Regions from separate parts of the Mus musculus genome. Here all the other regions are linked to region 1. A link is a loop called in an ENCODE intact Hi-C map of the cell type or tissue named here. Cell type or tissue: heart. All regions are shown on one strand. Each heading gives the region's core, and the rest is flanking DNA. Links, peaks and the distances in the headings are about the cores only. Region 1 overlaps Akap13 (A kinase (PRKA) anchor protein 13). Region 2 has its middle 32 kb from the start of Klhl25. Region 3 overlaps Sv2b (synaptic vesicle glycoprotein 2 b).

Evidence for each region. Peaks named below come from ENCODE experiments on the same cell type or tissue, not always from the same donor. Only the 100,000 strongest peaks of a DNase experiment are listed, where the experiment ranks them.
Region 2: a loop joins it to region 1, with 3 times the contacts of the local background. A loop is called at or near these places in 7 of 42 quality-filtered maps.
Region 3: a loop joins it to region 1, with 4 times the contacts of the local background. A loop is called at or near these places in 22 of 42 quality-filtered maps.

The regions. Positions count from the first base shown.
Region 1 is chr7:75,549,982-75,560,915 of GRCm38, reverse strand. All of the region lies in intron 2 of Akap13 (A kinase (PRKA) anchor protein 13), which reads right to left. Among named protein-coding and RNA genes, the nearest start is that of Akap13, 100 kb to the right of the region's middle. In heart, for the core only: CTCF peaks have their summits at 4,781 (motif pointing right) and 7,090 (motif pointing left); DNase peaks (open chromatin) are centred at 6,695 and 7,435; H3K27ac peaks cover 1,190 bases.
Region 2 is chr7:75,874,791-75,885,724 of GRCm38, reverse strand. No RefSeq gene overlaps it. Among named protein-coding and RNA genes, the nearest start is that of Klhl25, 32 kb to the right of the region's middle. In heart, for the core only: a CTCF peak has its summit at 4,843 (motif pointing right); a DNase peak (open chromatin) is centred at 4,884.
Region 3 is chr7:75,128,538-75,139,471 of GRCm38, reverse strand. Sv2b (synaptic vesicle glycoprotein 2 b) reads left to right here. Exons shown (of 13, transcript NM_153579.4): 9 at 3,010-3,174. Among named protein-coding and RNA genes, the nearest start is that of 4930533N22Rik, 100 kb to the right of the region's middle. In heart, for the core only: CTCF peaks have their summits at 4,081 and 4,282 (motif pointing left); no DNase peak of the experiment used is centred there.

The DNA.
Region 1 (10,934 bases), core at 997-8,996:
GTTAAAGCTAGTTTATATAAAGGTAAGAGTCTTAACTGTGTGTGGCACACCCCTTTACTCAGTGAAGCTGATGACTATGTAAGCACATACTGCTCTGCCAATGACTCAAGTTCAGTTCCCAGCAACCCTGTCCAGCAGCTTGCAACCGCCTGTAATTGCAAATCCTGGGCGATCTGCCATTGCTGACTTGCAGGACAGCTGGACTCTCATGCATATATACCCACACACAAGAACAAATAAAAGATTTTAAAAAAAAAAATCTGTTACCAAAACATTTCCTTCCATGTATCTTACTTTATTTCAATTATTTGCTGCTAGTACAAGTTCTCAGTCTAGGTCTACCTAATAAGGTAACTAGTAGAAGTTTATCTGACACAAATGTGTTCATTACTTTCCCTTTCATTCTGTTCTCATTACTACAATCTTAGTGATTTTCTACTATATTAGTTATTACTGTGCTATACAGGGGCAAGGAACATACACTCACTATGGTGGATGTGGAGAGAGTCTCTCCTTCAGTCTACCATGTGTCATCGCTTCTCAGCCTTTTAGCTAAGATCACGTGCAGTCTACCATGTGGGGTTGTGGAATCAAACTCAGGTCATCAGGCTAGGTGATAGGGCCATTTTGTCTACCCTCTATTACCACAATCCTCATTCGTTCTTCTTAAATAGTACTTAATTACTGAAGACTGAGTCTATACATTTATACATTATACATACACAAGACTATGGCCCATGATGCCCCAGGCTCAAGGCAGATCATTTAAGGCAGACACACAAGCCCAGAAGATGACATCACAACACAGCTTAGTAACAGGAAGCACTAGTTTGCATTTGCACTCAACAACTCTTTAACGTGGTTAGCCTATAGCCCTCAATGGTTGTTAAGCCGAACCCGAAATATTTCATATTTTAAAAAGGAACCTTAACATGCTGCACATAAGTGGATAAGTCTTATCCTTTCTTCTCACAACAGACATGGGAGAGCATGTGGGTGAGTGAACCTGAGGCTATAGAGACAAGACAATTCTTGCTCCTTTCGGGCTCACAGTCCCTTCCTTCAGGGAGAAGATCCATAAAGCTGTACGTACCTACAGCTGAATAAGAGGCACTGCAGGAAAAACAGGATCAGGGTCAGGAATTAAGAGAGATCTTGACATGACTGAGCAAAATAGATAGAAAGGCTTCCCACAGAGTTATCTCAAACAGGTCACTAAGGGGCCCAAAGACACAAATTCTGTTGCTCGACTTAAAATTTCTTCTCAAACAATGAATTGTCAAAGGTGGTAAGGGAGGAGATGAAAGAAATTACAGACTAAATCCAGTTGTACAGGAAACAGCTGTAAAATCTGAGAAGCTGTAAACACTAGCTATGACAGAACTTTCACCATGCCATGTAACAACAGCAAACCTGAAATAAATAAACTTTCCATCTACATGAGCTATTCCTTATATTGAAAGTTATCCCAAAAAATAATACCACAAAATTTAATTATGGGACCCAAATTACAGGAGAGAGGGAGGGAATGCATGTGTGCTCACACACAAAGCCTCCACTCCTCAGGGGCAGGGTATTTGCTACCACGCAGGACGCTCAAGTATGGAATGCTGACTCTAACAGTCTGTGTAGAAGGAGCTTGAGGCAGTCAAACGAAATCAGATCATAAAATGTAACCTTAAAGGGAAAATCCCCTTGTGGGGGGAAAAGATTAACTTAAAAAAAGTAGGCTGAAGTGTGCACGAAGCAGGGGGGAGAAACACTTTCATACAAAGTGTGCTAAGAATGGTAAGAAAACTTTCCTCTGAAAAGTTACATTTATACTGATTCTTGATGGCATCAGGTCAGAGAAAAGAATGGGGCAAGCAGAAGGCAAGCACAAACTCAGCATCAACAAGGAACAAAGTTCAGTCAGGAGACACAAATACACACCAATGGGAGGCAACATAACTTTGGAGTGCTTTATATGGGGGATTTGTTTGTTTTACGTGTGGTGTTAAACCACTAGGAGGAGGGGCAAGTAATGCAGAAACATGATTCACATTTTAAAAGAATTCCAGTTCTTATGTGAGGGAAATACTACCGGACAGAAATTACAGAGAGAGGAAGGTCACTCGGGAGGCTGTGGATGCCTGCACACACACCCCTGCCCCCCAGGAACACACACCTCCTTCCCATCTTTAAAAGAGACCTGATCCAAGTGCCAAGGAAAAGAGGCAGTTCTCTATTCCTCTAGCTCATTCCTACTTGGCAAGCTTTGTGTGCAACCTGCTCCAGTCCACCCGTGAAAATACTAAGTGAGAAGCAACATGCCACAGAGTCTCCAGTCATAGACAGGTGGGCCAATTTCTCCTCCTAGAAACTGTGGCCCAGTCCTGCAACTTACTGCTTCTTGGCCTCCCCTACAGCCAATGATGCCTGTCCTCAGAAGCAGTGAAGTCTGATACAGGGAGCAGGGGTGGAGGGCAGGGAAAGCAGGCACCACTGCCACTACTCTAGCCAGTTGCTGTTGTATGTATGGGTGGACATCTGTTCTCCAGAAGCAGGCTGGGATCTGTCACAGAGATTTGCACTGTAAACCATAATACCGCCCCCCTCTCCTTAGGCTTTGAGTGGAATCCATACCAACTCAGAAAGACTGGAGTCTGAACTATATATGGCAAAAGGAAGTTGGACTCAAGAAAGGGGCAAGCCTTTCTTTTTGTACCATACAATACCATAAAACAAGTTTCTGTTTTAATGCTAATGTCCAGATACTAAGATGAACAGCCTTTCTCTGAGAAGACCAAGGCTACGAAAAAGGTCAGAACAGAGTCTTTACCATGCATGATTGACCTCAACTCCAATATAGGGGTAGGAAAATGTTTTCTGTGGGCTATATAGTAAAAACTTTCAGCTTTTGGGAACATATCTGATTACTCTCACAATTACTCAATTCTCTTTTTGAAACAAGGATAGTCTGGCAAATGGCTTATGTGGTAAATCTGGTACTTGTGGGAACCCTGCCCCTTAATCCTTTCCCTCTCTACACAGACCTTTACCAGATCCACAGAACCCACAGGTTGGAAGAAGAGAACCTACTCCCACAAACTGTCCTCTAGCTTCCAGACTCATAGTTCCCCTCAAATAGATTAATAAAATTAAAAAGATATAACCCTGTTTCAATGAAATTTTGTTTCAGAAAATAGATGGTAGGCAGTGATTTACAGGGTATACGACTGTAAACTCCTTGTCTAAAAACCTTTTGGGGGAAAATGTGACATGGCTAGTGCTGAAGCATAGGCTGGGTAAGAACTCTACTGTCCCAGCCAAACCCCTGTATTGGCTTACTTAGGTGAAACCATGCTATGTGTTCTTCAGAATGGACGGACAGAAAAGTCTGCATATATTTTAGTGAAGTTCACACTACCTTGCCCCTGGCCAAAGACAATCAGAAACACATGAAGAGTTAGTTCCTGACAGAGTAGGAGTCACTCAGGCAAACAGAAAAGTAACCAAAACAGAAGCTATAACCTGAGCAAGATAGAAAGAAAGGGAAATAAATAAGCCAGCTATAGAACAGAAAGATTATTAAAGAAAGCAAAGAGCATGAATCTTTAAATGGGGAGCTCAGGCAAGAACTGAATAGACAAAGGATACATCCATTCAGAGGACTTGAAAGGATGTATGCAAAACCACAAAGTAAATGAAATGGCACAGTCATGAAGCAATGTGCCATGGCTTGAGGATCAGGAATCCATTCTCCAGGACCACAGTTCCCAGTCCATCGGACACTAACAAGGGTGGCCATGGAAAGGCTACATCTCCTGCCCCATGCAAGTCTACACATCGCTGGAAAAGGTCACATATGTTCATCGTGCACGCTAATGATCACCATCCTTCAAGAGTGTGGGGATGAGTAAGAGCTTTCCCACCCCGCCTCTCACCTGCCTTGTCCTGCTTTACCTCTCCTGTAATGATATGACTCATGATTTTAACATATATACAGTATACTGATGTACAGAATTTTAGACAGCATATTTATCTGAGTTAAGGGCATACTTGTTTTATTCAATGCAGTATCAGTGCCTAAGCGTGATTGTAAGTGCTCAATAATGTTGGCTGGATAAATGAATGCCTAACTCTACTCTGCAAATCTCTCTCCCCAATTTATCTTAGGTTAGATAACTGGATGAAAAAAATCAAAAGATCTAAAATATAATGCTATGAGGATGAAAAGATTTCAGCTCACGTCCATAAAATGACAGTTAAAAAGAACCAAGACTCAGAAACACTCCTGATAAGAAGACATAATAGGATCTCCCCTGTCCTTAGTACCAACTCTCTTAAAGAGAAAGTGCTCAGACACATTCCAAGAGCCTTGGGTACAGCCCACTCCCAACTAGCAAGCAAAGCCCTCAGCTTTACTTAAAAGCACCTCAAACAACATAAACAGAAATCAACTGAGGAATTCACTGATTTTACTACCAACTAGGTCATTGCAAGTACAGGCTTGGACTGACTTCACTGGTAGAAAATATTATACAGTTTCTTTGATGTTTCTATTTTGCCAGATAATGACAATGGCCAATTAAACCCACTTAGCAGTCTTCCTCTTTTAACATGTTCTCGGATATTCTAGTTAAAAGTCTCCCTCTCCTCAATGTAAACAGAACTCAGCTCACACAGTACCACTACTAATAAAGTTGCTACTGTCTTCCAGCTTCGAATTCCGCGTCACCAATACTGAAGCAAATTCTTAGCCATTTGCAGGCTTCACTTCTTTGGGCTATTAGACAAAACCAGTAGATGGCGCCCAATAAATCCACTTCTCTCTCCCAAACAAGAATTTTGAGATTTAAGATGAAATGGAAATAAAATACAAACCATTTTGAATACATTTAATGTGTGTAAGTGTCCCCTACGAGAGCAGCATTCCTCAAGTTCTAATCTTCCAATTCTTTCTGTTGCTGTACACAGCTCACTTTAGTTTGTTTTTGCTAAATAAACACAGCTAAACTGGATGGAGAGTGTTGGATTTAGATCTCTGGGGCACCCCAAGCTACCCTGAGCAGTCTGCTATCCCGGCAGACCTCCATTCTCCTGGCAACCTCTCTGCCCACCTTTACCAGGACTGTGGATCCTGAACCATACAGGTTAGCTTACCTTCCCCAAGCCATCTTCCCTGCTTGGTGAGTCCACTGGGTACCCCCAGCTGCCCTGAGCAGTCTGTTATCCCCAGGAGGACCTCCATTCTCCCACCACCTCTCCATCCACCTTTATCAGATCTATCTTTCTTTTTTTAAAGCAGTGTCTCCTCTCTTAGAACCGTTTCATAACTACGTGGAACGGCTACAATAATTAGGTCAACATGTAAAGAGACAGTCTATTCTCCCTTCTTAAACAGGATCAGATATTTGCTTAAAGTGCAGAAAACAAAGGTTTTTGTTGTTGTTGTTGTTTATTAATTTTCGTTTAGGAAAGCTCACAGCTGGTAGGTAACATCCGTCTTCCTTGACTCTCCACTCCTCTCCTCTTCCCCTCCGTGAGAGCAAGCTACTTAAGCTGTGCTCTTCCTACTCTGCAGCTGATAGAAGGGGGCAGACCGGCTCGAGTATTGAACTCAGCCAGATCTCAGTTATCTACTTGGTTATGAATTATCTTTCCTTCTCCAAAGTCATCAATGAAGCAGTTCAGAGAACCTCTAAGTTAATCCTCCACGTTCTAGAAGGCACAGAAGACTCTCCAAAAATCTGATCAGGCACCCAATGAAGTCAGAATAGATATTTATTGCTAACTTTGTAGGGACTGACAGAGACCTGGTTTGGTTCTAATTCTGTCCCTTACTAGCTGCATGATCCACCAAATGACACAGGTGCTGTGACACTGTCTCCCCCTCTCTAATACAGAGTAGTCATTTCATGAAGCTATTAGGATTACAAAAGAAAATTAAGTAGGGAACACAGCATACTATATAAGTACTACCAGGCATGAAATAATCAGAGGTGTATATGATTACAACTACAATATACTTTTCTGCCAATCGCTTCTGTATGTGTATATGCACTAGTGTGCATGAACATTTGCACACACACAAATATATCACATCTGAAAAAAAAAAGGCAGTATTCTCAACTATACTATCCAGAAAAACTATGGTTTTCAACCTCAGTGTAGTATGTCTTCAAACATCTGTCTCTCTCTCCTAGTCAAGAAATAAAAACAGTTAATTTTGAGTAAGATACAAACAATGTTTAATCATGCCCATAGATGTGGCAAGAATAAGGAATGTCACCGAGATCTAGAAAACAGATTTAGTAAGGGAAAGATAAAATTGCAGACCTAGCTTCTTAGGGTTTGCTCCCTGGATTTCCTTAATACAAGGATGAACTAGACAACGTCAGCTAAACCTCAAAATAGAATTTTGGTACACCAGAGATGCCTCCCAATTTTATGCTCATTAAGAGTAGGTTATGTTCATTCCTGATCTTTAAACTAATGCAAGATAACAAAAATGGTAGGAAATGAACCCACATCCAGACTGGTGGGTCTCATGAACCAAAAAAGGAATGTACCATTGCCCAAGCAGTAAGATAAAACTCACATTTCCTTCTGTGGACAAAACAAAGAGAGACAGCTGAGAATTCCACCCCAGCTGCCAGATGCTCTGTATATCACATGGGGTCAGCAGTTAATCCAAACAGAGTTTTGTGAAGGGCTCCAAGGATATACAAGAGCCAACAGCTCTTTCTTGGTTTAAAAAGGAGTAAACAGAGCCAGGGAGATAGGTTAGTGAGTAAGGGTGTTTTCACCCAAGCCTGCAGACCTGGCTGGATCCCACTGGCCCACACATTAAGAAAGAGAATTAACTCCTGCAAGTTGGCCTCTTGACATCTATGGGCATACTGTGGCACTTGTGTGCTTCCATACACATAAAATAAATAAATAATGGATGAATGGATGAAAACATAAATAATTAATTTTTAAGAAAGTGAACAAGGAAGCTGGAGATGGCTAGAGGACCTGAGTTCAGCACCTATGCTGGCCATGGGTGGTTCACAGCTGCCACAGCTCCAGGTCTAAAGGATCTGATGCCCTCTTGTGGCTTTTTCAGGCTTCTGCACTCAGTTGACACAGTCACACACACACATAAATAAAGGTTTTAATTAAAAACAAATTGATGGTCTCACTTTCAAATGACAAAGCATGTCTCAAAGAAGCAATGGAAAACTTCCATCCTCAAGCAAACACACTGGTAACTTTAAATATAAATCCTACCCCAATTTCTTCCTCCATAAAATGAGAAAACAATTCCTAATTCACTGCTTTGTCAGAGCAGTAGAACAAGGTTACTAAGAAAGCACACACAGAGTTCCAAGTAAATAACAGATCCAGGACAGCAGCTTGGCGAGAACTCGAATGTATGCTCAGCCTCACTCTGTAGTTCCTTCTCACTAAAGGACCCACCCCAGGGGTCAAAACAACGGAACACTCTGTCACTTGCTCCAGATCACGAAGTTCTCCTGTGTAGTTTCATCTCTTAACTGATCTTCCCTTTGAGGACATAAATCTTCTTGGGATAATCAAACATTACTAACCATTCACATATGGGGGCAAAGCTCTTTTCCGAGGATCACTCGGAATTCCACTAGAGAACATTAAACAAAAACTCCCGTGCCCATTTTGTGCAAGGCTCTGAGATAAAGCACAAATAAGAATGGAAGCAATAAAAAAAAATTTTAAGTGCTGCCCTCAACCTTACAAAGTATCCAACAGAGTAAATGGGGAAAATGCATACACAAAAATGCATCTGAAGTGTTTACAGTGTTCTCTGCAGCATAGCTGAGACAAGAGAGGCGTGATAGATTCCACAAAAGGGTGAAGCATAAGGCAGAACACCAGAGACAAATGGCAGGAAATTAATCCTGAAGGCTAAATGGTTTGGTGGTAGGAGTGTGTGTATTTGGGGGCAGGAGGAGGTGATGGTGTTTCAAGGCAAGCAACAAACAGTACATTTGGAACTGACTTTTTACCTGGCATTCCACCAACTCAACATAGCACCACTCATAGTAGGGATCTTTAAACTTAAAATGCTAATGTCAAAATACTGCTTGCATTTATGCTGCATAATTTATATAGGCAGTCTACAGACAAATAAAAAAAAACCTATGGAATCAGGTCTATTTGCATCATGGTCCATATTGCTTCCATATCTACATCCACACAGGAACCTGTGCAAAATTCAAAATGACATTTAAAAAAATTACTGCAAAACAAAACGTGAACTGCTAGCTCCAGTAACAAAGCAGTCCTCTGAAAGTCACCATTACCAGTGATGTGAGGTAACTACACCAGAGACAAATTGCAGGAAATTAATCAATAGTATGCACCTTAACAGTGACTTCAAAATCTATTAACAGTCTACTCAGAAAGCTGGCCTTAAAGAGAAGTTAGGCACTTGTCCTTTTGAAATAACAATCTACATAACCATTTTTTGTTTATATGTGATGGGTTGCTTTATCAGCCATGTTGGAAGACATTAACCAACCCAAACTGCTCTGATTTAATTCATCAGGGGCTTTTTTTGTTTGTTTGCTTTGGTTTTTTTTTTGTTTGTTTGTTTGTTTGTTTGTTTGTTCGAGACAGGGTTTCTCTGTATAGCCCTGGCTTTCCTGGAACTCACTTTGTAGATCAGGCTGGCCTCAAACTCAGAAATCCACCTGCCTCTGCCTCCCAAGTGCTGGGATTAAAGGCGTGAGCCACCACCGCCCGGCTTCATCAGGGGCTTTTAAAACTAACCTTCTTGTCCAGTTGGTTCATGACTAGATTTTAGTAGGCACCAGGATTACAGGATTCTGGTTTGCTGGCCCCAAGCCCAACATTTACACGTCTGAAGTGGGGTGTTCTCGAAGCTATCCTTTCTGAGGGTCCCCATCAGTTCTGCAGCATCTCCTCCTGCTGTCTGTCTAGAACAAGCTACTGCTTGTAGTACTTTACCAGTCAGTCATGTATTTGAGCCTCTGTCTCCCAATCAAAGAATTCAGTCCAAAGCTCCCATTCATGTAACAAGTACTTCATAATACCCACTTAAGTGAATTAAGCATACAGAACATTATGTTTTAATTTCCAGTGCCCAGCAAGACTCCTCTTCAAATGCTAAATGGAAAATTTAACTCCCCTCATTGTTATCTGAAAGCTTAGGAAACACAAAGCTATTATAAAATGTATCCTTTAAATAGTCACCAAAAAGCATCTTTGTTAGTTCTAACAAAGCCAAGAAAATAAAATGTAAAGCTCAAACCACTGGAAACCGGTTAGAAAGTCCAACAGATGGAACAGAAATAGTATTTGCCTTTATAAAACCATACCATGGAGCAACAGTTGATTTCCTTATACCTTCTGAAACTATTCACAAAGTACTGTTATTTAAATATAATTCTCAGATCTGGCTGGCCAGTGCCCCAGACAGTGAAACACTGAAGCAAGGCCTACCAGAAATATACTGTTACAACAGATAATCCACTTAAGAGGTCAGAATGCTAACAAGGCTCAGGGTACAAAATGTAGCCTAACTGTAAAGTGAGTCAAGATTCTTTTAGTTCCGGTATGGAAACATGTTTCCCAGGAACAGGAGTGGGAGTGGGAAGGGGAATCACTAACAAATTGGTCCTCTTTCCTACTGAGAACATTTAAGTACAGGTAACCTAGTTCTATGGTTCTTCCCAAATTTGTCTTACGCAAACTGCATTTAGGAATTTTTTTTAAGTGGTTCCTCTTTTTTTTTTTTTAAACAAGTTCCTCTCTCTGAACATAGTATCTGCATAGGCGCTACCAAATGAGGATTCTAATGGCATTTAGATGGAAATCTATTCTAACTATCACGGACAAGCACATCAATCCAATGGACAAAGTGCACATTGTTAGGAGGCTGAAAACAAATCCAAAGTGGGAAAAGATCCAATGTGGAAGCCCTAAGTCATTCCACCTCAACACCCAGATACAGATCAAATGGACCAGGTCTTCTGAGCCTATCTAAGACCTGAACACAAGTCCACTGGGGAGGCTGGCTGGCGGACTTTTAAACTCGCACTTGCCAGGATATAAAATGGAAACATTAGCCAAATCCTATATGCTTACTGTGAAGAGCATATGAGGCAATGTATATTAAATGCAAGCCCATAGTACCTTTCCCCAACTGGAAATAACATTTGAGAGAGTTTTCCTTTTTTTTTTTGTTTGTTTGTTTGCTTTTGTTTTTTTTTTAAGCAGACACTAGTAGCTTGTGGATTAGTCTAATAAAAACAGCTAAAATCACTAGATTCAGTCTTGTTTTTCACAACTTAAATGAGAAAAGGCATCTAGTGTTGGCTATTCTTTTCATATAATACCTGTCAATTATCAGGATGTTTTCTGTCTCATCTAAGAAGCTATTCATTCAAAAACATTGGTACCAGGGGAAAAAGACAGAGAGGGTAACATAATAAACCATATTTGTTGGGGTTCTGGGAATCTGTTTTGCAACTGAAATGGCTCTTCCCCTTGAAAATCTAATAAATAAGAGTCTTATCCCAAACATATGGTAGATAATGATTATTAACCCATGTGCTGCTTTGGAACCTGTCTTGGAAAAGAATTTCTCTCTCATGTGTGACTGGTACTTTTAAAGGCATTTACTCTGTCGGAGGGGTGTCTGTGTGTTTCCGAAAAGAGTTGATAGAGACTCTCTCTATGGCCCCACAGCTGAAAAGTAAACAGGCAGCCTCAGAGGCATAAAAAGGCAATTTGTAACAGAAGAATATGAGAAATACACCCCTACTTTCTCCTCCTTAAATGTGTTCTGGTCATTTTATCAAATTGCCAACATCCAATATAAACCATCTGGGAGAGTGTTTTGGCACAGCAGTCTCCTCTAGAGTTACAGCTAAAAATAGCATTAACCACAGAAGACTCAGAGC
Region 2 (10,934 bases), core at 1,257-9,256, 320 kb before region 1:
TTTTCTTTACACATTAGTGATTGATGTGGGAAGGCATAGCCCATTATGGGTGGTGCCATCCCTGACCTAGCAGTCCTGAGTTCTAATAAATAAAGCTGACCAAGCTATGAGGAGCAAGCCAGTAGGCAGCACACCTCAATGCCCTCTGCATCAGCTCCTACCTCATGGTTCCTGTCCTGCCTGAGTTCCAGTCCTGACTTCCTTCAATGATGAACAGTGCTGTGGAATTGTAAGCCAGATAAACTCTTTCCTCCCAGCTTGCTTTGGTTATGATATTTCACCACTGTGATAGTGGCCCTGAGGCAAGTATAAAGCAATTGATAGAAAGAAATATAAACACGGAGGCTGTAAATAAAGTGCAAAGGACTAAATTTAAGTGGCGTCATAGCTGGGCAACATGGAAAAATGGTGATTATTCACCCCACGTGATCAACTGGTGATTAAGATAGGATTTTCCATAACTAGGTTTGGTTGAGCCGCCTGCCCTCAGACCCACCCCACTTGGGATTTTTATAGTTTCAGAAGTGAGAATTATTTTAATATTAGTATATATTGAGAAATATAATAATAGATGAGGGAACAAATTTTGCCCAACTGAGGAGAATAAAGCCATCTTGAAGGGGAACCCTTTGAGTTACTTAAAGTATTAAGAGGCAAGATGGTGTTAATCCAAGCTTCATTGCTAGGGAAATAAAGATACACACACACACACACACACACACACACATATATTCTGGGCAGTGGTGGCACACACCCTTAATCCCAGCACTTGGGAAGAAGAGACAGGTGCAGATCTCTAGTAATTCAAGGCCAGCCTGGTCTAAAAACTAAGTTCATCCCCGGTACACAGAGAGGCCTGGTCTCAAGGGTTGGGGGGCGGGGGGGGGGGGGGGCTATTGCTTGAGTTAAATATGTAGTTAATTCCAGGCATAGTGGTACACACCCTTAATCCCAGCACTCTGGAGTCAGTGAATCTAAGGCCCATCCATCTGGTAAAAAGAGCAAGTTCCAGGACAACCCTTGTCTTTAAATATATATATATAAAAGAAAAGAAAAACAAACAAATGAGCAAACCAGAAGACAAGAGAGAAAAAGAAATAATTGGTTGCTACTTTTGTGGATTGTGGCTTTCACTTGTGAATAAAGGAATGATAGCTAGTGTGCTTATCTCTAATCCGATTCATACTGTGATTGGAGCTAAAATATTCTAATTATAGAAACTGGAAAGAGAGTAAATAACAGATAATGGATGAGTTGGTACAGGAGAGATTTAAACCCATGTGTTCAGGTAAAACCCGATGACCTTCCTGGCACAGAATGAAGAGGAAAGATACCATGGAGACATTTGAACTCTTATGTACAGGTCCAACTCCTGTCATTCTAGAAATAAAAGGGCTTAAACCTCTATAATGTACTCTATGAAAGTAGCGTCTTATCAGACATATTTCTATAGGCATGAGAAAATAATTGCTAAAACGTTGGAACTAAACTATGTCATATACAGGATACCAAGGTTAATAGAAGAAAATATTTTCAGAGTAAATGTATAAATTGGCCATATCCGAAGTGTGGGTGTTGTTAGGTCTCAAACTGGGGACAAATGGCTACCTGAGGTGCCTATTGAATATATCCAAGCAGACCTGGTCACCGTCAGTCCCCACCTATTTCAGGTCCCTCTGGCTGACATACCCTGCCCCCATCCAGCCCAAGGCCTGGGATGCCCTTCCCCCAGCTGTCCTTCCCTATATAATCCAGCCAGTTTGGCTATGCCAGTCCCATTTTAGCCTTTTTTAGCCTTTACCCTCCTGGCCTTTTGGTCACCTGGTCTCCTGGTCTCCAGGCTCGCCCCTCTTCTCTCTCTTCACACCACCTAGCTCAGGGCCATGCGCATTCTGGACTTGCCAAGTTGTCTCCTTCTCTGGCTATGTACTTTCTTTTATCTACAATGAAACTTCACCTCCCTGATACCTAGGAACAGTCATGTCCTCCTTTTTTTTTTTCTTTTCTTTTTTTCATTCAGGTATGATGCTCAACTTCGTAGAGAGAGTCTGTTAAAACAGGGTTTTGTTTATATCTGTATTTCGGCTAGAGAGAGGAATAATAGCAGAGACATTGTTAAAAGAAATATGAAGTCATGACTATCAAAACATAAAGTGCTACTGACAACACAGACACTGCACCAAAAGTTAACCCAATAAGCAAACTTTACACATGTGTTTCAATAATGACTTTAGGGGCCAGAGAGATGGTTCAGTGGTTAAGAACACTGGCAGTTCTTCCAGAAGACCTGGGTTCAATTCCTCACACCCACATGGCCGCTCACACCTGCCTAGAACTCCAGTTCCAGGGCTTCTGACAGCCTCACACAGACATACATGCAGGCAAAACACCAACACACATAAAATAAACATCAATTATATAATAATAATAATAATAATCTTTACATATAAAAGGTCTCAATTATCCAATCAAAAGACACGGGCTGACTGAACAGATCAAGAAACAAAATCTATCTTCTGTCTACAAGAAATATATCTTAGCTTTAAAGACAGGCACTGCCTTGGAATAAAAGGATGAACAAAAGACTCCAATCAAATGGGGCCAGGACACAAGCAGGCATCGGTATACCAATATCTGACAAAAATAGACTTCAAATTAACATTAATCAGAAGAAACAAAGAGGGGCACTTCATTCATCAAGGGAACCGTTTTCAAAAATATATTACTATCTAAACTCAGGGGCACACAACTTCACTAAAAAAATTACTGCCAGATTTAAAGACACAGATTAACTTCAATCCTTTAATAGTAGGTGTTTTTAATACCCCACTTTTCCAGTAGACTGGTCATCTAGACAAAAAAATAAACAGAAAAACATCAGAATTAATTGACACCATACAACGACTGGACTTAACAGATGCCTACAGAATACTCCACCCAAATACCAAACAATGCCCAGGAGTACACTGAAGCTAGGACAGATCACATCCTGGGACACAAACTAATCTTCACAGACTCAGAAAGATTGCGACGACGCCGTGTAGCTCACCTGACCACAAGGCAATAAAACGTGTTGACACACAATAAAATCGACAAGAACTCATGCAGAATGAACAGTTCATTACTAAACGATGGATGGGTAAAAGAAGAAATAAAGAAAAAAAAGTGAAAATTTCCTTGGAACTAAATTCAAATGAAAACATACCACAAGCAAGCCTCTAGGACTGAGCACCGTCCTGGGGGAAATTTATAACTCTAGGTGAATATGTTTTTAAAAAAAGAAATTAGGAAGAGTAAAAATAAGTGACAAATGAAACAACTAAAAAAATTGAAAAAAATAAGAACAAACCAAATACAAACCCAGTCAAAGGCGAGAAATGGCAAAAAAAAACAAAAAAAAAAAAAAAACAAAAAAAAAACACAATAACCAGAGATGGGACTGATGACATAGGAACAAACAAACAAACAAAATCAAGGAATCTAAAACCTGTTTTCTGAGAAAATAAAGAAGACAGACAGGTCTGTGGTCCAACTAACCAAAAGAAAGAAAGAATGAAAGAGAGAGAGAGAGAGAGAGAGAGAGACCTCCCAAACATCTACTACCCAAACCAGGTAAAGATAGAACATCAAAAGCGAAAGAAAACTACAGGCCAATATACCTGATGAACACAGACTGCCCCAAAAGGAAATGGAGTGTGGCTAAGACACCCGATGTCAATCTCATGGCACCTGTGGTTCGACTTTCTAAGTGTGTTCTGTGAGACTGTCAGGCTACAGCTACACAAACAGGACATTTTACAGGACTGCTTGTCTGTAAGATGGGATTTGAATGGTTATAATTTTAAATTCTGCTCTATCTACATCTGAAGAGACCAGTGAACTGTATACTTAGGGATGCTGCATGGAGCCACAGGACACACCCATCAGGTTTCACCTCTGCCCAGGTCACCCTGAGTCCCTTTGCTCATGGGACAAAGGATCAGGAAAAATGTTAGCAGCCCTGAAAGCTGCTCTAGTGTCTGAAAACCGGGGAACCCCTGCTTGGATAATCTCAGTCTGTGATGACATGTGTGCCCCTTCCAACTGCGGCTCTGTTTTCAGACTGACTCTAAAACTAAACCAGGAAATGAGGGTGGTGAAAGAAGACTGACACTCGCTCCGCCAGACAGTGGGTGCTGACTCAGACCGCAGAGGCTGAAACGCTGTTGCAGGTTAAGGGCTGCAAGTTTGCCTGCTCAAACATGAAACAGGTCATTTTTCTTATATTTACTTTTTTCTTTTATGAGACAGTGTTTTGTGATGTATCCCTGCTTTTTGTCATGGTAACCTTCTTTCTTCTTCTTAAGTCCTAGGATTATAAGTGTGGGCCACCATGCTTGGGTCAAAGATATGTAATTGTTCGTGCAAACCTTTTTAGTATACTATAACATCTCTTTGTGTTTAACTATTTTAACCACACTTTACTAAGAACAAGACATTTCTCTCATAAAGCCACATTCTAACTGTCAAAGACAGGAAACTGGGCAGGGGAGCAGCTCTCTTGGCGAATGCTTGCCTTGCGAGCAGAAAAGTTTACGCCTCAGAATCTGTATGAAAATTGGGCTTGGTGGTGATACCCTTTGGCTCAGAAGGTAGAGACAGATGGATACCTGAGGTTCGCCCACAAGATGAGATTAGCTTAATTAGTGAGCCCCAGGCCCGTGAGAGATCCTGTCTTAAAGAGCAAGGAGGACAGCTCCTGGGGAGTGACACATAACATCCACTAACATGAGCACAGACAAGGGAATGATGCCCTGCATCAAGCCTCCAAGACTGTGACAGTTCTAGGCTGACCTGTAGGGGGCAGCATCGCCTCGCTCCTCACTCCGGCCTTCCTTGGGCGTGGCTCCACTTAGTGCCCCAGGCTCTGCAGACAGATGGAGCAGCTTTCAACAAACTGCACTTTCCTGGGGATGGCAGCTGCATTCCCAGCTGCTTCCACTGCTGTGGTTGATCTTCTCCGTCTCTGCCACCTCAGATCACACAAGCCTTTCTGCCGCAGCCAGGGATCGCCTCCTTACAGAGCTCAGGGTCTGTCTGAGAACCTTGCTCCAAATTCTCTTACCCTGATTTTCATTGCATTGAAAGTATCAAGCGATCTCTTCATGCAATTTTAAGCTTGTGAAGGGGAACAAATGCGTTTTATATTCCTCTGACCCACCATCATCTCTGCTGGACAGCGTGAGCCCCTCAGACAGCATGTAGCTTGGTGCAGACAGGACAGGCATCAGTGTTTTTGCTGCTGATCGGGGTGGGGCAGGACAAGTGATAGGAATGTGGAACCAGGGGCTGCTCCATACCTAGGAGTTTCTCCACAGACCCAGTTGCTCCGCAACCCTCAGCAGCACAGATATTCCCAAGCGTCCCACTGTTAAGGCCCACTTCCCAATGTCGGTTTCCATTTACCTTCGAGTTCATGGAAGTTAACCCATGTCTCCTGGCTCTCACTGTCCAGGAGGTGTGAACAGCCCACTCTGTCCCAGGAGCCTTTCAGACCTGAAGGACTCAGAGGAGAGTCAAATGGAGAAGCCCTGGCAGATGTCAGGCATCTCAGCTACTTGGAAGGCTGAGGTAAGAGGAGCCCTTGAGCCCAGGGCTGAAAGGCCTGCCTGTGCAGCATAGATGGATCCATCTCACAAACAAATGAGTGACTAAGCCCAGAGTCACAGGCAGATAAGAGTGGAAAGACCTAAAACCTGGTCTGTTGCTATCCCTTCAGGAAACCTCAGGCCTTGGGGACAGCCAGGTCGCTGAGGGTCACAGTAGGAACACAGTACAGCTCTGAAGCTGGGCAGGATGGGGACTTTCTGTGTCACTGATGCTGGCGTGTGATGTTCTGAGGGTGCCTGTGGCTCTTCAACCTCTGGGCATCACTGTGGTTCCTTAGGCTTGCACTCCTGCATCCCATCATGGTTTCATCATCCTCACATCTCTTGTTCTGTAAGATGCTGCACTGTGTGTTGTAGCAGCTCAGACATCCTGCCCAGAGCTGCCGAGCTTCTTCAAGGAGGACCAAGGATGAGACTGAAGGTCTCTGGGAACCACTTCCTGTGCTCTGTGTTTTACCACACAGCCACAATTACTGTCTTTCTGAGGAGCAGGAAGAAGGCAGAGACCTTGGGTACCATTGGTGCCCTACCCTGTCCCTATGACCTTGTCTCTAAGAGAAGGGACTGGCTACAACATCACCTCATGGCATCCAAGCTGCACTCAATGAAACCGTGGACAAGCAACCCACACCTCCAGAGTATGAGATGCAGGCCTCCAACTCCAACCCAGGTTTGTTAGGTTACATAGCTCTAGTTTATGGGCTCTCTATTTGCAAGTATTGCTATTCTGTCATGAGACCTGTGTGGTCCCACATGACCCCATTGAGGGAGCTTCTATCAAATCGAGCACACACACAGATGAAGGGGCTTTTATTTCCTCTGAGATCACAGGCAGACTTTCTGCTTGTTGAACTATAAAGGACTCAACAAAAGTCACGAGGGCGGGGGGGGGGGGAGAGGTCAGTTCCAAGAGGAAGGCACAAAATTCCAGGGGTCTCACGGCCCCCAGAGCACTGTGTCTATAGTCTCTGTCCCATGCACACCACCACCGTCAACTCTAAATTCTTCTGATGATGCTGTCCTCTGCTTAGGTCATGTTGCCCAGGGCTCAACGGAGGTGTGTACACTACAGGAGCTCTGTGCACGCCCCTCATGCAAAGAGAAAGCTGCCCACTCTCTTGAAGAACAGTGTCACCTTTAGACTCAACTCCCCTGTATAGAAGGCCTGAGGGTTCATGCTCTCATGTGCATCAGGAAGGCATCTAGCATGCGTGCACACACAAACACACACACACACACACACACACACACATACACACACACACCAGAGAGAGGCACATGGTATTTTCTGGATCCCACTGATTTCAGCTGAGCCCCAAGGATGGCAAATGAAATCCTCCAACCTACTCGGGACTGCAGAGGCCCTGAGGTGTCAGGAGCAGCCGCTGAGTGTTCTTTCGTGAAGACTGTGGAGCAGGCTTCTGCTGCAGCAAGAGGATGTCGAGGGTTCAAAATCCTCCCTGGAGGAAGGCTTGTCCTTGGTAGTGAACCACAGCCTTCTCTCTGTTGGCTGCCTCTTTCCAGAGGCTCAGCTCAGTGAACAGTGTTCACAAAGCTGAGTTGTTTTCCAGGTGTGGTCATGATGCTGCCAGCCTGGGCTAAGCCCACGAGAAGCCCAGATGCATTCCCAGCAAATCAACTGGGGCTGCTTAGGGATATTACTGGAGTTGTGGTTCTGAAGAGAGGAGATTCTGATATAACAGACTAAGGATCAGCCTCGGGGGATCGGAACTTTGAAAATGCACCTCAGAGGGGTCTGGAAATCATTTGGGGCCAGGAATTGCTCCTTTATATGATTTTGTATATTCAGTCAATGTTCACATTTTCAGAAGTGTTTTCTTACTAAATATTAATTAAATTAATAAATGTTAAGCTGGTTTTCCTTCCTGGACATTATGATCACTGGGGAAGATGGAAGATGCAGGGGGAGTTCGTTTTCTTTTCTTCTCTCTCTCTCTCTCTCTCTTCAAGACAGGGTTTCTCTGTATAGCCCTGGCTGTCCTGGAACTCACTTTGTAGACCAGGCTGGCCTCGAACTCAGAAATCCGCCTGCCTCTGCCTCCCGAGTGCTGGGATTAAAGGCGTGCGCCACCACGCCCAGCTGGGAGCTCCTTTTCAATAACACTTTTGGGCTGGAGACGTGGCTCAGAATTTAAGTGTGCTGACTGCTCTTCCAAAGCTCCTGAGTTCAATTCCCAGCAACCACCTTATAACCAACCATCTATAATGAGACATGGTGCCATCTTCTGTCGTTCAGGCATATATGCAGGCAGAACACTAAACACAATAAATCTTTTTTAGAAAAATTAAGAAGCTGGGCAGTGCCAGGCAGTGGTGGCACACGCCTTTAATCCCAGCACTTGGGAGGCAGAGGCAGATGGATTTCTGGGTTTGAGGCCAGCCTGATCTACAGAGTGAGTTCCAGGACAGTCAGAGCTACACAGAGAAACCCTGTCTCAATCAATCAATCAATCAATCAATCAATCAATCAATGTACTTGCTGGCCTCTAAAGACTAGATCCTCAGTTGGCCTTGACAGTACAAAAAAAATAAATTAAAAAAAATAAATAAAAACAGATTTAATTTTGGCTACCTATGTGATCTTAAACCTAGCAGGAAAGTACAACAAAGGTAAAAATGATCAGTATGTTTCTCTAAGAGTTCAAAGATGGGATTGTAGTCCTCAGCTGTGATACTCAACCATATGAAACGGTTTCTGGACAGGTATTTCTCTAATGATTCTCTTCCTGATATATATTACGACCTTGGCTCAGCAGTTAGGAGCACTGTCTGCTCTTCTGAAGGTCCTGAGTTCAAATCCCAGCAACCACATGGTGGTTCACAACCATCCTTGATGAGATCTGACGCCCTCTTTAAAAAAAAAAAAAAAAAAAAAAAAGACGACCTTGGCTCACTTCATTCAGCACTAAAGTGTCTGCTCACAGCTGAGAAACGGCTTGCCTTCTTAAATAATGAAGACCAACCTAAAGCTGCACTTCCCTATGGGTCACTCTCCTGGAAGAGCACTTCTCACAGCTATAGCGTGCCTTTCTACACCCTAAGCACCCGTGTTCTCAGATTAAGGGAAGCAGCCAAATACTGGGTCATCAAGCTCACAGGTTTGGGCAATTATTTAGGATATACAGGTGGTTTCCTTAGAACTTTGCAAGACAATCTTATAAAATGACACAGTGAGAGGGGGAGGGGAGAGGGGTGCTGCACACCTTTAATCCAAGCATTTGGGAGGCAGATCTGCAGATCTCTGAGTTCAACGCCAGCCTCCTCTACAGAGCAATTTCCAGGACAGCCAGGGCTACACAGAAAAGCCAAAGACTAAATAGGACTCATTTCTCTTTCAAACTGTCAGTTAGTGGCTGACTTTAACCGATTCCTCTAACAAAGCTTCCAGGTGATTGCACCTTGTGTAAGGGTCTGGCGCAGCAAGCAGCTCATTACGCAGTTCCCTCATCCTTCTACAGGACTCTGGTCCATGGTCCAGGGCGTCTAGGCGGGCCCTGCCCCTCATCACTATGGATCCACAACTCTCTCAAGCTACTTGCTTACACAATGACTGACCCTTCTCAGGTCCTTTACCCATAGAAGTCCCAAGATGGCTCTGCTTTTCCCAGCCTCTTACCATCCCCTCCCTGTATGTTGCTCCTCTTATATCTGTCCCGAGTGTCTGGGACAAAGGACTAGTGACCTAAAAGTCTCAGGTGGACTGGGCCACTCTGGGCAGGAAAGCTTTCTTCACTGATAACTCCTGAGGGAGTTCCTGTCAGAGATCAGGACGCTTCCCTGTTGGTACCGACCACTGTGAGGCTGCAGGGGAACTGACAGAGATGAAATCTTTGTTCCTTTTCTGCCATATAAAACCCCAAGGCCCCAGCACCAGGTACACAGTATCCACTCCCTCAGAGGGACTATGGCCCTTCAGTTGCTGATTAAAGAACAATTCTGGCTCTGGGGTAGGGGGGCCTGTTACCTAGGCCCCATCCCAGACCCATTAAAGCAGAGGTACTGAGGCAGGGGGCTTCAGCTCTAATGCTCTTAAAAGCTCCTCAGTTAACTCTAATATGCAAACAGAGTAAGGGCCTCTATGTTAAACCTGAAAGGACAAATAGGGTTGGATCCTGAGCTGCATCTGGAGGCTGCACTTGGTGGCTGTTTCACTGATTTTTCTGTAGTTATCCAGAGTGTGGATCATCCGGTGTGTCTCTGATGGTGTGTCTCTTATGGTGTGACTCACAGCAGGCCTGTGTCATTCTTTGACTGGAACACTAGTCTCATAATCCGTTGAAGGCTGTCCTAGCCTTCTAGTTTCCCCCTTTGTGACAGTGACACCAATATCTGCAGTTCACAAGACTCATGAAGAACAGAGAAAATTGTGTGTGTGTATGTGTGTGTGTGTGTGTGTGTTCAAGTGTACACATGTAGAGGCCAGAGGTCAAGATATATATTTCACTTACTCTCAACCTTAGGTCTCATGAGACAAGGTCTCTCACTGAAAGAAACTTAACCATTTGTCTAGGCTGGCTGGCCTGCAAGATCCTAGCATCAGCTGGTCTTACCTCTGGGCTGGGGCTACAGACACATCCTTCTACAGGACTCTGGCTTGCTGTGGATCTGAACTCATGCCCTCACTTTACCCACAAAGCCATCGACCCAGCTGGAAATCCATGATTCCTTGGTGATACTCGAGAGTCGGTAACAAGAGGGGAGCTGCCTTCTTGAACAGGCAGAAAGCCTGTGCCAAACAATGGACAGGTGGGCTAGCCTCATGTACAAAGACCTGGCCCTCTCACACCTCAGCCTAGCTCTTCTGTTACACTAGAGTGAACTTTGACCCCAAGCTCACACTTGGATCTCAAGGAGACCAAAGCACTGCCACAAAGTGCAGAGTTGGGCAAAGATGTCCATGGTGGTGCTGCTTAAACCACAACACAGTGCCAGAAACCTGTAGATACACACCAGGAGGCTGAGCCAGGCAAGGGCTGTGGCAGGGGCCGGCCCTGTACTTGGCCAAAGCATCGAGGGTAGCAAGAACGGATCATACTTGTCTAGCACCTCCCAGGAAAACAGGTGCAGCTTTGTATGTTCTACAACCCGGCTGTGTGCTTCTTCATCTATTAGACAGTCATCTCAAACTGTAGTCCAGGCTGGCCTACAACTGTCAATCTTATGATTCTCCTGCCTCAGCTTCCTAAGTGCTGGGTTACAGGCCTTGGCCACCACACCCTTCTCCAGGTTTGTCTTGACTTACTCTGTCCTCATCAAAGCCACTGA
Region 3 (10,934 bases), core at 1,008-9,007, 420 kb after region 1:
TTGGCCTGTGGGTTTTGACTCATTTGGATTTAGCCTGAAGCTGAACATGCCTGTACTTTCCTGAAGGTTGAGGTGTGGATAAAGTTTCAGCTTTTATCATACTTTGTCCAGCAATAAGGAAACAAAACAAAACAAAAAAAGAAAAAACAAGGAGCTAGATCTGGTTCTGCCGGTAAACCTCAGGCGGGCACCCCAGGCTCTTCTTAGCTTCACCTTGCTTCCTGGCTGTGTTATGCAGGATGTGTAAAGCTTTCAGAGGCAGCTCAAAGAGCATCTGGAGTGATCAATTAGGAAGACTGTAAACTTAGATCTGTGAAAGTGCCTTGTTCTATAGCCCATGGGGAGGGAACCTCAGAAGTCAGCTCAGGACACCCTAAAACCAAGTTCCCAGCACAAAGGGGATTTATTGGTCCCAGAGAGACAGAGGGCAGGGACAAGGGAGGAGGTAAAAGAAGAGGGAGAGGGGGAGGGGATCAAGGGGAGGGAAGGTGTGAGGGAGAGGAGGGAAGGGGTATTTGTTCAGTTGGGGTGGACAGGACAAAGGACTGTCTCTGGATAGAGAGAGGACAGAAGTAGCCCATAGGTAAGTGGCAATTTATAACGGTAAAGAGGGAAAACCCATGTTAGGATGAGGTGTCTGATTTAATTGGGCATGTTCATTACATGAGCCAAAGGGGGCTTTTAATTGCTGGATTTGGTAGCTGGACCTTGGTAGTCAACCTCAGAAGGAGGAAGAGGCTAAATAAAGGATTAGACCTTGAGGGCTAGCTGTAGGAATGTAATCTAACAGTTTTTAGAAAGGCCAAGGGAATGGGGAGAGGGCTTGGCCTGCCAGAGACTTGTTTGCCAGGCTTGAGCTAGCCATGGTCCCTTCACTATGACCCCAAACAACTCCTTCACCCCTGAAAACCAATGAAGCTCTAGTGATCTCTGTGATAGGTGCATGAATATAGGTAAATCAATGTGATCCTGGGTGCAAGGGATGAGAATTAGCTCTTCCAGACCCAAACAGGCTGATTATAGAGGAAGCCTATAGAGGGATTATTCAATTCCAACACTTTGGAAGTCAAAGACACTGAGCACTAATATTCAAATCATCAAATGCTTAAAAAGTGAGCTTTATTTATATTTCTTTATGTTGAGTTTAATTTCGTTTAATAGGTAATATATTCCAAATGTAAGAACACCAGGGAAATCTTACCTCTGCTCCCTCCTGTCTTCCACCCATTCCCTTCTGCCTCCAGCATGCATCTTTTAGTTCCTGTTTTTTCCTGTTCTCTGTCTCTGTCTCTCTGTCTCTCTCTGTCTCTATTTCTCTCTCACACACAAAAATGTAAGCAAGTATATATTTGTATATTTATATATTTGTGTATATATATATATATATACATATATATATAGTTTCCCAAAGTCTGTGTATATATGCAGGTATTTCCCAAGATTTGTAAATATGTGTAGCTGTTCCTCAAGGTCCCCATAGCCTATGCAGATGCTTTGTTCTTCTTTTCTTATTCAAGGAAAAACACTTTGCATTTGCTTATTGTAGTCAATGATATGTACCCAGTATCTATCCACGCTAATCAACTAAGGTTTGGGTTTCCCTCCCTCCCTCGAGCCCCCCCCCCCCGCCCCGTTTTGAGATAGAGCTCACGTAGCCCAGGATGGCTAGAATTTCACTATGTAGCTGAGGCTTTCCTTGAATCCTTGATCCTCCTGTCTCCTCCTGCTAAATCTGGGATTATCAGCATGTCCTACCATCTGTGGGCCTTCCTCTTTGAAGAGGAATAATATGTCTGAGTAGTACCCCACACTACCTCCTCCATCACTCGTCATTAGCCAAGGCTCCCTTGTAAGACTTCTGGGAGTTTCCAGATCTTTGCTATTGTGAACAGTGCCACGACGTCGAGACCGTGGGGTATGCAATTGCACTGGGAAATAAAGGACCCACAGCTTTTAGTGCTGAGATTCCCGAAATAATCTGTGGCCTGGGTTCACTGGGGCTGCTTTGTCAGTGAACTAGATTCCCGGAAGTGGCATTCAAGGGTCAAAAGAGATAAGCCACCAGAAATATTTTTAGGCAGCAATAAGCTCTTCTCCACACATGCTTTCCCTGCTATCAATAGAACAGAGCATCTTTGCTCTCAGTCAGATAAATGTTGCTTTGATGTAACATCTGAGGGTTTGGGGTATAATTTATATCACTCAAAAGGAGAGCTTTAAAAAATAATTTATATATCTCTATGTTTGTTTCATGTGTATATGTGGTATGTATATATATGTACCCCCCCCACACACACACACTCTCTCTCTTTCTTTGTGTGTTTGTGTGCACATGGGCAGATGTGCATGGAAGCCAGACATTGAAAGTTAGGTATCTTCCCAGATTGTTTCCACATTATTTACTGAGGCAGGGTGTCACTGAACCTGGATCTTGTTGATTTTGTCTAGTCTGGCTAGCCAGCTTGTCCTGGGGATTCCCTGTGCTTACCTCTCCAGGCCATCTTGTCTACCTATGATTTATGCTGGAGCTGGGGATCTGAAAATCACCCTCAACCTTGCACAGTGAGCACTTTATCCACTGACCTCTTTGCTCAGCCCCCTTCCTCTTTTCTGTCTTTCATCTACTCGGGTTGTCTAAGTGCTGCCGAGTCAGCAGTGCGGAGCATGCGGTCCTCACCCAGTGAGAATATCTTTACCGTGTCTCCTTTTACTACAGTTCTGGCTTTTGAGTTAAGATCTGTTTTCTATAGGTTAGAAAAGGGCCCACCAGTCCCTAATCTACTGGTAGGCTTTGTTGTTGTGAGCTTTTAATCAAGTGCATATCAGAATATCATTTTCTTCCGTCTTTTAGGTGTGCTAATGTGACGAATTTTGTTTTCCATTTGCTAATAATGAACCAGATTACTACATTAATTGTGGTCTACAGTAAGTCATGGATGCAGATTCCACTGCTGAAAGAATGAGCCAGTCCGGGGGGGCCTTTTAGATTCTCCTCCTTCTCTCTTGCAGTTACTACGGCCTGACGGTGTGGTTCCCCGACATGATCCGCTATTTCCAGGATGAAGAATATAAGTCTAAAATGAAGGTGTTTTTTGGTGAGCACGTGCATGGCGCCACGATCAACTTTACCATGGAAAACCAGATCCACCAACATGGGAAGCTTGTGAACGATAAGTAAGTGTGCAACCACGGGCTTCCCCTGGGCCTGAGTGGCAGTCAATGGGGTTCCCTTGGAAGAGAGCATTGGGATGCTGAGAGCTCGGTGTACTAAGGATGGACTCCAAGGATAGAGTGGCCCTCACAACCCATCCTTACTGCTAGAGATACTATAGTCCCCTGAGGGCTGACTCTGTACTGTACCCACCCCTGAGGTTCCCCCCTTGTGCCCTGACTATAAGATAACATGACATTTGGTAGAAGGTGACCAATGTGTCTGTCTTTTCTGAGAACTTGATCCTTTGATGAAAGGGTACTACAGAAAGCCACATTCCATCTGGTGCCACTGGGCTGAGCGTGTCCTCTTTTGAGCTTGAACTGTGCTTAGCAAGCTCCTAGGATGTGACTGTCATTGTGTGAGTGACCACGGGCTTTGCCATTGCACTGGGAAATAATGGATGCACAACTTTTAATGCTGAGGTCCCTGAAAACAAAAACAAAAACAAAAAAAAAATCTGTGGCCTGGTCGTTGAGCTTTCCCTTTGATTCTGGAAGCTTCTCTGTGCTATTATGAAACTCATTTTTGTTATTCTTCATATGATACTACCTCAGAAGGTAGACCAGTATGTTCTGTGGTCAGTGGGAGTCTTGTTCTTAGGGGAGAAGTCACTGGAGTTTTAGAAAGGTTCTGCTTATGTCTTTGTGAGGTTGCTCAGTTCATTTGACTCATCTCCCTCTGTACGGGACAAATGACGTGGAGAGTTTAGACTGCTGCATCTCCTCTATGAGGCTGCCCCCTGGAGGTGAAGTAGCAGACAAAGGCAGGACATATGATAGGCTCCAGGTCATATTTTTCTCCAGGATAGCATGGGCCCCTTGAAGTTGCCCTCTGAAATTGTACCTAGTAAGGTCACTGAGGTAAGTGGTGGGTGAGTGACCATAGAATTATGCGGAATTTCTGGAGGTGCTATGGCTTAGACACATCGCTCCCAGTGCCATTAACTCCCTATCCACCACATTATCACAAAATTGGCACTGTCACGGGGTCCCCTCTGAAGCTGATTGAATTCAAAACGTATCTGTCTTCATGGACAAATTTGAAAATTTACCATGCTTTTGTCTTTTGTGTTATGCTGCCACCTGGTGGTCAGAACATAACAATACCTCTTCTTTCCAAGCCCCAAGCTGTTGATCCTCCTAGGCATCCTTTTTGTCCTGTATTCCCCTCCACCCCCCCGCCCCGTCCCCCTGCCTCCCCGCCCCCCCCCCGCCCCATGACATCATGCACATGTTGCTTTAAAATGTAGACGAAAATGCTTTATTTTACTGAGTAAACACATGGCGAAAATGAAGGGCCTCAGACTCCCTCCGTGTACTGTAGGTCCCACTGAAAGCCAATCCTTATCCTTCCGAGAAACCTTGACCTCAAGAAGAAATCAAAGTGCACAGGCCACTTTTGGCCCCACGCCAAGAGATCAGCCACTGGTACATTTTATGGGACATAAGTGCTCTCTGCATTCCAACATAGTGTTTGCCTCAGAGTTTGTGAGATTTTCAAATTGCAAGAAAGGCAAAGGATTAAATTCATATTTTATAATTCTTAGCCAAAATGCCAGGTTAGGTTACCCTTACTAGTAATTAAGAGAAAGATTGGGCTCCCGTCTGCGTATGTATTAACTAAGTAGCTAACTAATTGATGGGACTGCTTCAAGGAGACAGCACCCGCTTGTGAGTGGGTTAGTGTGGGGAAGGATACCAGGGAGAGGTGCCTGATTCCTGTCTGTGAGAGTTCAGGAAGCCATGACCTGATTTCCATTTTTCTTTTTGGCAGAAGGGAAGTTGAAGCTGTACTCTGAACCCTTGGGGTTGGGTTTGCAGTGGGACTGCACCTCCATTCACAGAGGTGACTTGCCATTGAGGAATAGAAAGGCTTTTTATTAAAAAGTCATATGAAGTCAACAGGGCTTCCATTAAAGGTCAGCTGCGAGTAGCTCAGAGTGCAAACGAGGCTCGTGATTCACCATTAAATGAGGTTGGGAGCATGGCAGGAAGCAGAGGGGGAGGCAGAGTCAGGCAGTGAGCAAAGGTGGATCCCATGCACTGCGTGAAAGGTCACGATGCCACCAGGGTCCCTTTTTAGTAGCACATAAATAAGATGTGGGTTTTAACACTAATGGTGGCTAATTTCAATATAGTAAAGTCCCTTGCAAATGCCAACAGTAGGTGGTGAACATAGGCAATTGCCGCAATATACTGGGCTGTCCGTCTCACAACCTGCACTTGAAGGTTACCGTTCACATATGGAACACATATTAAACTATGTGGTAGAATTTCTCAGTACCACTTCTTGCTTTGTGTGGGTCACGTATACATTCTTCTTGACAGTCTTTCTGGGCACTTTGTAATTTTTGCTGGGCACTGAAAACAGGATCTCTTTCTCCCAATAAAAGGTTTATGATTGCAAATACATAAGAAACCTGTTGACTATCGGAGGCTTATTTTGTGCCTAATTGAGCTCCTAAGACTCTTCTTCATTATTGGTTCTGTAATCCTATCACCTTTGAAGAACTATTGCCTTCTTTTTATGGTGGAATATTCTGTACTTTGAGAGACTAGGGAATAATACAGACAACACTATTTGGGGTACTCAGCCTTATAAACCATAACGTCTAGGTCATTAGCTTAGGTTTTAAGTACTCATTTTGTGAACCGTGTTTCCTTCTTGTGAAGAGAAGTTACTTGGAGTTGATGCCAGCACCTCTTACATATGAAGCATGCACTGTATCATAGAACAGCGGTTCTCAACCTGTGCTCACAGCCCCTTTGGGGGTTGCATATTGGCTCTCCTACACGTCAGATATTTACATTGTGGTTCAGCAAGGTTACAGTTATGAAGTACCAAGGATATAATTGTGTGATGGGAGTCTGCACATGAGGAGCTGTATTAAGGGGTCACAGCATTAGGAAGGTTGAGAAAGACCGCTCTAAGCTACGTTCTTCAGACCACCATTGTCAGGAGTTGGTGCTATATATTTGTGCATGCCTCTGTGTATTTTCCAGTGTAATTCTGTATCTGTAAGCATTGCACGACAGTCTTCTGTATGTGTCACGTTTCAGCTAAAATATATAATGTACATTAATTGTTATTACGATTGTTTTTCTGAGACAGGGCCTTGTGTAGGCCAGGCTGGTCTCAAACTTGCCTTGTAGCTGAGGATGCTCTTGGATTCTTGATCTTCCTGCTTCCACCTCTGGCTGGGATTACAACTGTGCACTTCCATTCCTTGCTTTGCACATGCTTATTATACAACTTCTTTTTGTTTGTTTAGGATCACACTCTTTTCAAAATTCATGTATTCTGTGACAATTTCATAAATGCACAAAATAGATTCCAGGCACATTCACCTCCCTCCATCCCTTACCCCTCTGACTCCACTCCCACTATCATCCCCCTCCTTACCAGGTCTCTATTCTAGTTTCGTGGCTTTTCATTTTGATTTTGTTTTTGCATGGTGACTCACTGGGTGTAACCTGGGCATGTGCACAAAGCTGTCTGTGGGAGAGTGACCAATCACAGAGGCCACGTCACTAAGGACAATGGCTTTCTGTCACCTAGAGCCATCAAGTGCCTACAGCTCCCATAGGGAGGGCGGGGCTTGTGGATCTCTTCTCTGTCTGACAGTTTATGGATCCACTCTTTGCCGGACCTATTCAGGTAGCTGCAGCTATGGTGATGGCTAGCATAGCTACACAACTCATTTTTTTTTAAACTTGAATTTCATCTCATGCATATGCTACTATCTATCTATTCTGTTGCTGGCCATTTAGGTGACAATTGTTCACCATTACAATAATGTTGCAAAAAATTATCTTTATGAGAAAGAGCTTTTCTCGCTAGAGTAACTGAAGGTAAAATTCCTGAGTAGGAAGGGTCTTGCTTAGATATGCTCACATGAAAACTCTACTTCCTCTATACCAGTGGCTCTCAACCAGTGACAACCTTTCGGGTCAAATGACCTTTTCACAGGGGTCACCTAAGACCATCAGAAAAACATATTTACATTAGGATTCACAACAGTAGCAAAATGGCACTTATGAAGTAGCAATGAAAATACTTTTATGGTTGGAGGTCACCACAACATGAGGAATTATATTAAAGGGGAGTGGGCAGCATTAGAAAGAGAACCACTGTCCCATATTTTAAATAAAACTTTTCTATGTACATGTTGTATTTGTGTGTGTATGTGTGTGTGCGCATGTGTGCATGTGTACATATGTACATGTGTGTGATGTGTGTTGGGGGAGATATGTGTGCCACAGCATGCACAGGACAACTTGGTGGAGTCAGTTTTCTCCTCCCACTTTTATGTGGATTCTGGGGATTAAACACAGGTTCTTTTTTTTTAATTAGATATATTCTTTATATACATTTCAAATGTTATCCCAAAAGTTCCCTATACACTCCCCCTGCCCTGCTCCCCTACCCACCCACTCCTGCTTCTTGGCCCTGGCATTCTCCTGTACTGGGGCATATAAAGTTTGCAAGACCAAGGGGCCTCTCTTCCCAGTGATGGCCGACTAGACCATCTTCTGCTACAAATGCAGCTAGAGATATGCGCTCTGGGGGTACTGGTTAGTTCATATTGTTGTTCCACCTATAGGGTTGGAGACCCCTTCAGCTCCTTGGGTGCTTTCTCTAGCTTCTCCATTGGAGGCCCTGTGTTCCATCTTATAGATGACTGTGAGCATCCACTTCTGTATTTGCCAGGCACTGGCATAGCCTCATACGAGACAGCTATAACAGGTCACTTCAGCAAAATCTTTCTGGCATATGCAATAGTGTCTGGGTTTAGTGGCTGATTATGGGATGGATCCCCAGGTGGGGTAGTCTCTGGATAGTCCATCCTTTTGTCTTAGCTCCAAACTTTGTCTCTGTAACTCCTTTCATGGGTATTTTGTTCCCATTGAAGTATCCACCCATTGGTCTTCCCTCTTCTTGATTTTCTTGAAACACAGGTTCTTAAGTTGTATAATAAGAGCCTTTACCCGCTGAGCCATCTCACTGGCTCCTGCTACAGTTTTATCTGTCTGCCTATCTGCCTGTCAGTCTATCTGATGTGATTTTTCAAAATCTTCCTCCTTTCAATATTTTCTTCCTCCCTCCCCTCCAAGGCAGGGTTTCGCACTGTAACAGCCCTGCCTGTCTTGGAAGTCATTATGATACAGACTAGGGCAGCCTTGACCTCACAGATATCTGCCTGCCTCTGTGTTCCAAGTGCTGGTATTGAAGGCGTGGCCCCACACTTGACCTTGACCTTGTATTTGTTACTTATCTGTGTGTGTGCACGACACTTCTTCCTTCTCTTTCTTGTGCTTCTGGTACCTTCCTCTGTGAACTTCTCAAGTTATTGTTTTGTTTCCATATTTCTTTGGGAAAATCATTCACCATTATCTCACATATTTATTCTGACAAATTCTGTCCCCCTTTCATCTTGAATTATGAATGCTACCTATATTAGATTGTCCTGTATGCCCTTGTAGTTTTAGATATTCCTTTCTGTCTTTATTTTTCTCTGTGTGTATTTGATAGTTTCTTTTGAATTATGTATAATTTCAGCAATTTATTCTTTTCGTTATGACATGTGTCCTGGTGAGTCTATCAAACACATTTTTTTTCAAAAAAGAATATTTTTGATTCAGTTTTGACAATTTCCCCTATATGTATATACTGAATTTTGATCCTATCCACCTGTATTTTCCCCTATGCTCCCTCTTGGCCTCCCCCAATACTGCCCCTTTTCACCTCCCTCACCCCTCCTCTTCTCTTTTGTTTTATAGCCCATTAAAGTCAAATTAGTGCTCCCTGTATGCACATGGGTTTGGGACCATCCACCACAGCATGGACAGCCTATTAGCAGGTGGGGGCATACTCATGAAGATAAATGACTCTCCCTCCCCTACCTCCTTAGCTAGAGTACAGCCTCAAGAGCTCCTCTCCTATGTATGCTGAAATATTATCGGCTTGCTCTTGTGTTGGGAATCGTGGCTGCTCTTAGTTCCTGAGCATAACAGTCCTGCCACACCCCCTACACAGCATTTCATGGCACTCTTCCTGATCCTCAAGCTCTTACATTCTTTCTGTGTGCTCTACTGCAGTGGTTTTCTGAGCCTGGGTGGTGACTGGATAGTCTAGCCTCTGTCTTGGCAATGATCACAGTCAATTATAATCATCAACTCTTTCTGTAGAGTCAGTCTTATGACAGTGACACTACTAGACCACAAACACGAGGACTACATTGGTATGAATATGGTGTCCTTTATATCCCTTGGTGGACAAAGCGTTAAGTCTGAGAGTGACTGAAATAGATTATCCCAATAATGATTCTTTTCTAAAATTTATTATTTAGCCTTGTTCTTTGACAATTTCACACATGTATAAATTGCAATGCATTCAGACCACTCTCCCCTCTGCCTTGCTTACCTCCCTCACACTCCAACAACCCTTCTTCACATGTTCAAATCTCTCTGCTTTGTCACCTACTGGGTTTAGCCAGGATTGCCCATATAATCACAGATTTGGGACTATCCACTGGAGCCTGCTGGGGTCAGCAAAGTTGTCATAATAATTTTGTTCCAGACTCTGCATTACCAGTGGCTTCTCTTTCCTTAAGGGAATAACATATACATTGTCTTTTGCTAACTCACTCCCCAACCTCAATCACTGTACTTAGAGACAAGATCTTACTATATAGCCCAGTCTGTCCCTGAACCCGTAATACTCTGGGATTGAAGGTGGGTACCACTATACCTGGGTTTTGTGGTCATGTTGCTTTCAGCCTCTGAACCTTCCTAATGAGAAATCTTGAGATGACTCAACGTACAAGTTAGATATCGGAAGAGATGACCTACAGAGAGACTCATAAAATGTGTTGGTCCTTTCTCCTTTTATCTTTTTCCTTATAACGTTAGCTTTTTATAACCCACTTGGAGACATATTTTAAGGTCTGCCTGCGTCAGATTCATTTTTGATTTATGGCTCAGCTTTCTTAGCTACCCTTGGAAGAATATTAAAATACCAGCCCATTATTATATTAAAGAGAAGGATATCTTAAGAGAGGCAAAGACTGAGACAGGAATAGCTGTCCTATGTAAACACATCTGGTGTACATAATTTGAAACCATAGGCATCTTCCTGTATTAAAAATGTCCCAATTAGTTTTCTGTTTCTCTCTTCTCTTCCCCTCTTCTACTCCCCCAAACCTTTCCCCCTTGTGACACAGTCTTGAATAGGTCAAGCTGGCCACAGATTCCTACCCGAGGGTGACTTGAATTCTTGATTTTCCTGCTTGTACCTCCAAATTGGATGATGGGATGCTGGGATGCTGGGATGCTGGGATGCTGGGATGCTGGGATTATAGGCAAATTCCACCTAGCTCTCCCCCACTCTGATAGAGTTTCACTCTGTAGCTAAGACTGGCCTGTAACTCATAGCTATTCTCCTACCCCAGCCTCCTTCATGCTGGATGGACAGGTATTAGCTTCCATGTCCTAGTTAGTTTTTTTTTTTCAGAACTAGAAAGTTAATGACAGATTCTGTAAGCTTGAGTTTAAATGTCCATCCAAATGGGTACCTAAGGAAAATGATTCAAAGTTGTTGGGAGCATAGCACGAAAGCCTTTGTGTCTACAGATCTCCAGAGAAACTAGGAATTGTAAGCATGCAGGATTCAAAACCTGTTCTTTCCCCCAGAAAACTGGGAATTAGAAGTGATTAATAGC